Linked DNA regions of Homo sapiens: region 2 is linked to region 1. Evidence: chromatin contacts called from ENCODE Hi-C or POLR2A ChIA-PET data. All regions are on one chromosome and are shown on one strand. The core of a region is the stretch at or near the end of the contact, and the rest is flanking DNA. Distances in the headings are between cores, read along the strand shown. Region 1 holds the start of ERCC6L2 (ERCC excision repair 6 like 2). Region 2 has its middle 17 kb from the start of FBP1.

Evidence for each region. A loop is a pair of places that touch in the nucleus more often than their neighbours do. ChIA-PET counts read pairs that join two places held with the same protein, here RNA polymerase II (POLR2A). Pooled maps may share reads with other maps.
Region 2: a loop to region 1 is called in a pooled map, with 5 times the contacts of the local background. The contact joins the enhancer-like site here to the promoter of ERCC6L2 in region 1. A Hi-C loop is called at or near these places in 1 of 168 maps with a recorded cell type or tissue (OCI-LY7) and 3 of 50 pooled maps. POLR2A ChIA-PET finds 5 or more read pairs at or near these places in 2 of 52 experiments (PC-9 and activated CD4-positive, alpha-beta T cell).

What each region holds. Positions count from the first base shown.
Region 1 is chr9:95,873,950-95,877,734 of GRCh38, reverse strand. It overlaps ERCC6L2 (ERCC excision repair 6 like 2), which reads right to left and starts at 2,044. Exons shown (of 19, transcript NM_020207.7): 1 at 1,651-2,044. The coding sequence starts at 1,696. ERCC6L2-AS1 (ERCC6L2 antisense RNA 1) reads left to right here and starts at 1,758. Exons shown (of 3, transcript NR_023390.1): 1 at 1,758-1,870. RefSeq lists enhancers at 1,834-1,893, 1,954-2,183, 1,315-2,189, 2,324-2,423, 2,464-2,513 and 1 more.
Region 2 is chr9:94,654,792-94,658,576 of GRCh38, reverse strand. No RefSeq gene overlaps it. Among named protein-coding and RNA genes, the nearest start is that of FBP1, 17 kb to the right of the region's middle. Within about 2 kb of position 2,201, at least 9 of the 41 ENCODE cell types and tissues checked have a DNase peak (open chromatin) inside an H3K27ac peak, as active enhancers do; they include OCI-LY7, where a contact is called at or near this core.

The DNA.
Region 1 (3,785 bases), core at 795-3,294:
TCCTGAGCTCAGCCATCCTCCCGCCTCAGCCTCCTGAGTAGCTGGGACTACAGGTGTGCACCACCATGCCTGGCTAAATTTTTTATTTTTAGTAGAGACAGGGTCTCGCTTATGTTGTCCAGGCTGGCCTCAAACTATCCTCCCGCCTAAGCTTCCCCAAAGTACTGGGATTACAGGTGTGAGCCATGCGCCTGGCCTATTACAAATTATCAATCTCACAAATCCTTGATATCTTGCGAGAAAACTAAAAAGTACACCAACATATACATAACTGTAAAAACTGCATTGGAAGAAGAGTGCTATGAGAAGGGAGTATTGAGAAATGTAATTTAAAAGGGAAAGGGGTCTAAGAACTGTATCTCAGATAAGTGTACAGCATGTGCAAAAAAAAAAAAGCCTTAAGGGAATCACACAACTTATTGGAGTATTTTGGGTTTGAGTTCGGATAATTTCTAGGACGAAATAAATTCAGTTGAGTTAGAAATGGAATCTCTCAGTATCCAAACTACAGAACAACTGCTTAAATTGTTAAGATTTCCTGTTGGATTTAACAGGGAAATGGGTTAAGTGTCCTAAAATTTAATGAGTCGAAATCATTTGTTTTGGTTTAAACTAATTACCAACTCAACTCATTCTGGTGATAGGGTCTCTCTCTCCCTCTTTCACTCCAAAGGCCTCCTCAAGCATTCCTCAAGGGTGTTCCCACCTCGGGGCCCTGGAGCTTTCTGCTCCTTCCACCAATTTCCCTAAATACCAAGAGTGACTAGATTTATCAAAAGGAATGAGCCTCCCAGTCACAATATCCACTCGGCAGCTTCATCTATTTTTAGCTGCCAGTCTCCTATAGGTATTTATATGTTTGGTCCCTGAATTACAGCGTCATCAATTCCTAGACCTCAGAATTCAGGCTTGTAACTTGCCCTCTCTGAACTTTAGCTCTGAATTCATCTATTTAATGAGATCGATATCTTCCTCAAAGGAAAGCAAGTAAACAATCAGCATATTGCTGGGCTCAGGAAAATCACTCAATACCTGGTAGCTTTTGTTATACAGCACAATTATTAATGAAAACTACTCATTTGGGTGCCAGAAGGCATCCCAGGTGACTTGTGGTAGATAATCACACCTTCTTTAAACCTCCTATTTAAGGCAGAATATAATGCCCTGACTCAATAGGCAATAAAACTCAACTGAACTAAATATCTCAACCTTCATTTATCTACTTACAACAAACTTCTGCCATTCACTAACAACTGGGGCATACAAGAATAAAGAATGAAAATAACATTTACTGAGTGCTTAATATGGGCCACACGCGGGGTCACATAAATACTTTGCGTATTCCCCACGTCATTTAATAATCGCAAGAACCTAGTAATGAACCCAGTTTTACAGATGAGGAGCCTGCCCAAAGTTGCTCAGCAAGTAACTGTCAGAGGCAGCACTAGATCCCAGGGGCTGACTCCCGAGTCCAGGTTCTCAACACTGAATCGGAGATTTGGTTCCAGGCCTGGAGGGGTTCACAATCTGCAGCTGTCACTGAAGAGGATCTACAGGGCAAAACCCCAACCCGAAGGGCACCGGCAAGAACTGGTCCAACGCGACGCAGTACACAGGCCTCTGCGTAAGGGGCGAGCGCGGAGCTGGTACCTTTGCCTGAGGTTTCCGCGCGGGGCTGTGGCGCCGACGGATCCATCCGGCCAGGGGGAGGGGCCGAGCCCGGCTGCATGTAACACCCGGAAGGCGGCGGAGGACAGCAAGGTGGCTGGCCGGCAGGCCAATGGCGGCCAACGCCACTTCCGGCCGCCCTCCGAGCATCGCTCTTCGGCAACCCGAAGCCACAGGATGGAGGAGGGGGATCCCAGCAAAGGTAGCGACTAAGGGGACCCAAGCAGAACGGGAGGGCGACGTCCGGAGCGGCGGCAGAGCCAGGGGACGCTGTGTGAGGCTGGCAAAGCGGTGTTCACCTAGTTCTCTCGGGCTCCGCCGCCGCCGGAGGAGGACAGGAGGCCGGCAAGGCGACCCCCAAATCTTCCTAGGCTCTGACTTCCGTCTCCTAACCCCCGCAAATTCCAACCCGGTCTTGGAAAATCCCGCGAGAACGGGCTCCCGAATTGTCATTGGGATCTCGCGAGAACGAAATCTTCCTTTCTGTGGGCGGAGCAATCTTCCCGATGTCTCTTCCCTCTGAGGCCAGTAGCAGGAAGGGCCTCGGGAGTTGCGAGTGTCGCGAGGTTTGAGGTCGCTCGGTGGGCCGGGCGCTGTGCGAAGCTAGAAATAACTGGGGGCATGGAGAATGCGGTGGCTGTAAAGGGCCGCTGAGGCGGTGGAGGCCTGGCAGAGAGCGTCCCCGCGGTCGCGGCTTCTGGCTTCTCTGTGGAGCTTGGTTCTTCCGTGGTGGTGCAGCACCCCAGGAACTTCAGGAACCAGTCCTTCCTTGGAGAGCTCCCCGGGACAGCCACGGGGGCCAAGTGAAACTAGCGCGTTTTCTTGGATCCTACACTTTATAGTGAGTCATAAATACTTTAAATACAAAGCCAACAACATTTGCTGCAAATAAACGTAAAAATACTGTTAAAGTGTAAAGTGTTTTCCTCCGTACCATCTGACGTTTCTGGCGGTTCGTTGAACGCGAGAGAACGCTGAGCCGTCTGCACTGAGCCCGGGAGCATCTTCAGGGCAGCGCCGCCCACGCGCGAGGTGAATGAAGGACACGGCCTCTTGACACTCCCAGGCAGCACAGATAGACGGATCCGTAAGTGGCTCCCGCGCATGTTAAAATTTGTATACTGTAAGGTATTTCATGGATTGAGTGAAATACCTGACAGGGCCTGTATCCGTTCCCTATTGCCACAATAACCAAAAACCACAAACTTTGTAGCTTGAAACAGCACAAATTTATCATCTGACAGACAATGCATTTATTATCTCACGGTTCTGTAGATCAGAAGTGCTACCTGGGTGTCACCCGGGCTGCACTCCTTTCTGGTGACTCCACAGGACAATCCTTAGCTTGCCTTTGCCAGCTTCTGTCCACATTCCTTGGCTTTGGTCCCTTCCTCCATCTTCAAAGCCAGTGATATGCCATCTCTCTGAACCTTCCATCCTCAAGTCTACCGCTGATTGCAGCTGGAAAAGATTCTGAGGGCTCACCTGAGTAATCCAGGATCATCTTCCCATTTCCAGGTCTCTGCCCTTGATCACATCAGCAGAATCCTTTTGCCATGTAAGCTAATATATTCACGAATTCCGGAAATTAGGAGATAAACATCTTTGGGGGATCATTATTCTGCCTACAGTAGTGTCTTAAGAAAACAATATGGCTGTTTGCAAATAGATCTCAATTCTATGGCAGATACTAAAAACTAGTAGTATGTGTTCATAAAATGCTTCATTTAAAATATGACTTGTTTGCTTACCAGCAGGCAATAACTTTAAGCCTAAGTGAAACATCTAACTCAGCCATCTATGTGTGAGTTGTTGGCCAGATCACTTCTCCGTGTTTTATTGTACTCACCTATCACCATTACAGTGAAGCTAATAATAGTAAACTACCTAAAAATGGTAATTGTAAAAAATTAGATAATTAAGTAAAACTCCTAAAACAGTAGCTGGTCATAGTAAGGAATATATGTGTTGTTATTACTATTATTATCAATGGAATGCATCCACTTGAAAGTTGCATTCTACATAGCCATTATGTCAGTTTAATATTTTGGCTAATAGGCCGGGCGCGGTTGGCTCATGCCTGTAATCCCAGCACTCTGGGAGGCCAAGGTGAGCGG
Region 2 (3,785 bases), core at 952-3,451, 1.2 Mb after region 1:
CCAGTTGTTGCCCGAGTCTGTGTGAGAGGGAAGGGGTGGAGGGAGAGATGACAAAATTACACGAGGAAATTTCTGGGGGCAATGGATAGATATTGCAGGGACCAAGGGAAAAAGCTCCCCTGCATCCTCTAAAAACTTGCTGAAAAATCAATTTATAAAAGGCAGACTAATACTAGAAACAGCATACAAATTTATCAACGTGCATGGAGGGAAAATCACAGAAAGATGACCCCAACCCCCACGGGTGCAGAAGCTTGTGTATCTCCTCGAGGTTACAGAGAGAACAGGGGATCTGAGGGTGGCCCACAGTGGGTTAAGATGGCAAGTCGGGGGGGCCAGGTGCGGTGGCTCACGCCTGTAATCCCAACAGTTTGGGAGGCTGAGGCGGGTGGATCACCTGCGATCAGGAGTTCGAGAGCAGCCTGGCCAACATGGTGAAACCCTGTCTCTACTAAAAATACAAAAATACCAAAAAAAAAAAATAGCTGGGCGTGGTGGCATGCACTTGTAGTCACAGCTACTCGGGAGGCTGAGACAGGAGAATCGCTTGAACCTAGGAGGTAAAGGTTGCAGTGAGCCGAGGTCACACCACTGCACTTCAGCACCTCAGCATGGGCAATAGAGCGAGACTCCGTCTCAAAAAAAAGAAAAGAAAAAAAAGATGACAAATCAGCTTATGGCAGGGGCAGAAGAGGAGGCCTGGCTCACAAAGATGGTCTCTATGGACGCAAACCTCCCCCAGCAAGACAGCTTTTCAGCTATTCTTGGATTTCTAGCCCTTTTGAATAGCCATCTTAAAATATGCCAAAAAGTATATTTTGGAGTGAAATATTTTCATTTCCTTCAATATACTTATTATTCTGATTGTGGTGGTAGTTCCATGGGTATAGACATGTGAAAACATACCAAAGTGTGTATTTTCAGTGTGTGCAGTTTCTTGTCTGTTAATTGCACCTTGATGAAGCTGTTTTGAAAAAGGAAGATCTTCTTAGGATTCCTCACTTCCTGTGACTCTCCCACAGCAGCTGGGGGAATGGGCCAAGAGCAGAATCTGGTGACAAAGTAGCCTTGGGTGGCTTGGTTGGCCACACACGCCACTGAAAGCACCTCTCCCAGGAATCCAGTCGCCTCCAGTGCCTGCTGAAGCAAGAAAACCCTCCAAAGGATGACTCCAGCTGTGTCTGCATCATAATTAAGGCTGCAAAAACCCAAAATGAATGAAGTCTCCCCAGCTAATGTGCCACTTCTAATTTAATCTAATTGGCCTCTGAAAGAGAGCCTTGGCCTGCCTCAGAGGCAAAATCTTCCAAATGAAGTGAATTTAAACTAATTTAAGCTAACTAATTACAAACTGGGGGGTATTGTCACAAGACAATTGTTATTGTTCTTTGATTGCTTGCTCAACTGGATTATTTGCTCATTACCTTCAGAGCTGTTGGGACTTTCATGGGGTGCCCCTTGCCGCACATCAATAAGGCATTCTACAAGGCAGCCTGGAGTGGAGGGTCCCCACACCAGATTGGCATGGGAGCGCTGAGGATTAGCTTGGCTTTCTGCGTGTTTGGAGAATCTTAAAGCAAATGCACAGCATGTGCTGCTCATTCAAATAACCTGCAGCTAACTACACCTCTTTTTGGAGACGTAAGTTTTTCTTTAGCTTCGGGATGTAGGTTATGAGTTTTGAGGTCATCTGTTGAACCAACCTCTTTATTGTTCAGTCGTTCTGACCTTGAGATGCAGCTCGTTATACCTGGGTAGAGATCTGAAGCAAAAGTGGGGAGAAAAAAAAGACCTGTATCCAAGCCTGTTTCTCAGCAGCTGTGTGAGGTAGCTGTGCTGCCACACCTCTCTGAGCCACAGGCAGAGATCTGGTGGAAAACGCATGAAATTTGCAGACCCATCTATCTGCTGCTTCTGGTTTGAGCTTCAGTTCCCTCCTCCCAGGCATGTTAAATTTAGCCTACAGCTGCCTCCTTACTTATTTTAAGTGTAACAAATGTTATGTTACATTTGGGACCTGTGTGGCTAAAGGCTTCTCTGCACAAAGGGAACTGTCACTTAACTGGATGTGAAAGGGGCTGTAACCTACTCTTGTGACAAGCAACCATACTTCAACCACTCACAGGTGGCCAAGTCTTCCAACTGTGTTCGAGTAAGGCCAACGCTGAGCTGTAGCCAATCAGGCTGTTTCTCTGCCTCACTTCTGTTTTCTGTGCTTCACTTTCCGTTCTCTGCCCGTAAAGACTCTCACCACACGGCAGCACCAGAGACGCTCTGAACCTCTTCTGGTCAGGGGGCTGCCTGATTCCCATATCATTCTTTGCTCAATTAAACTCTGTTAAATGTAGTTTGCCTCAGTTTTCCTTTTAACAGGCAGAAACTACCACCTCACAGAATTGCTATGAAGACTGAACATGGTCACTCTGTGAAAACATTTCATAAACTGTGTGTCGCTTGCGAATGCTGTTATTTTTCTCATCTGTAAAATAAAGGAATTCAACCAGGGGATTTGAATAGTTTCTGTATTCATTTCCTGTGGCTGCCATAACCAAGCACCACAAATCGGGTGGTTCATAGCCACAGAACTGTGTCCTCCTGCGGTTCTGGAAGCCGAGTCTGAAATGAAGGTGGCGGCAGGGCTGTCCTTCCTCTGACGGCTCAGGACGAGTCCTCTCCTGCCTCCTCCAGCTCCAGGCGCTCCTCAGCATGTGGCTGCTTCGCTGGGTCTCTGTCCCACCTCCACATCACCTTCTGCTCTGTGTGTTTCAAATCTCTCTCTGCCTTTCTCTTGTGAGGACACTTGTAATTGGGTTTAGGGCTCACCTGGGTAATTCAGGATGATCACATGGCAACAGCCTTCACTTGATTACATCTTCAAAGACCCCATTTCCCAAATAAGGCCACCATCCCAGATTCTGGGTGGACACTGTGGGCAGTGGCACCATATTCAGCCCACTGCAGCCCTCCTTAGCTCTGTGGTCCTATCTTCTTCTGGATGTTACCATTTGGTCTAAATTTCAACCAGTCTGAGTTGCATATTGAGTGGTACAAAAGCAATGGCCACATTTGATGTTTCTTGTCTGAGAATGTATGTTTCTTCAATATTTCCATGAAAAATATGCATCGAATATTTTACTACGGTAGGAGTAGGGGCCAAGTATAGGGCAAAAACTTATTGATTACAAGTTTATGCAAATTAGACAGCAAAATGAAAATTTCAAGCAGCCTTGGCACTACAACAAAAAAGTCTGTCTAGCAAGAGATTGGATTTAATTATTAAGAAAGTTGGGGGCCGGGCCTGGTGGCTCATGACAGTAATCCCAGCACTTTGGGAGGCTGAGGTGGGTGGATCACCCGAGGTGGGGAATTTGAGACAAGCCTGACCAACATGGAGAAACCCTGTCTCTCCCAAAAATACAAAAATTAGCTGGATACGGTGGCACATGCCTGTAATCCCAGCTACTCGGGAGGCTGAGGCAGGAGAATCGCTTGAACCCAGGAGGTGGAGGTTGCGGTGAACCGAGATTGCACTATTGCACGCCAGCCTGGGCAACAAGAGCGAAACTCTGTCTCAAAAAAAAAAAGAAAAAAGAAAAAGAAAGAAAGTTGGGAGAGTGACTGTCCCACTGTGCTGTTTGATAGAATCAGTGTCTCTGGGTTAGTGGCTTTTGGCAGATGTCTGCTAGTCTAAAAAGCCACAGTTGAGGGTAGAAAGAAGAAGATTCTAGAAAGAATGCTCATAATGGACAATAATAGCTCTTTCTACTTCCGGGGAATCTTTCCAT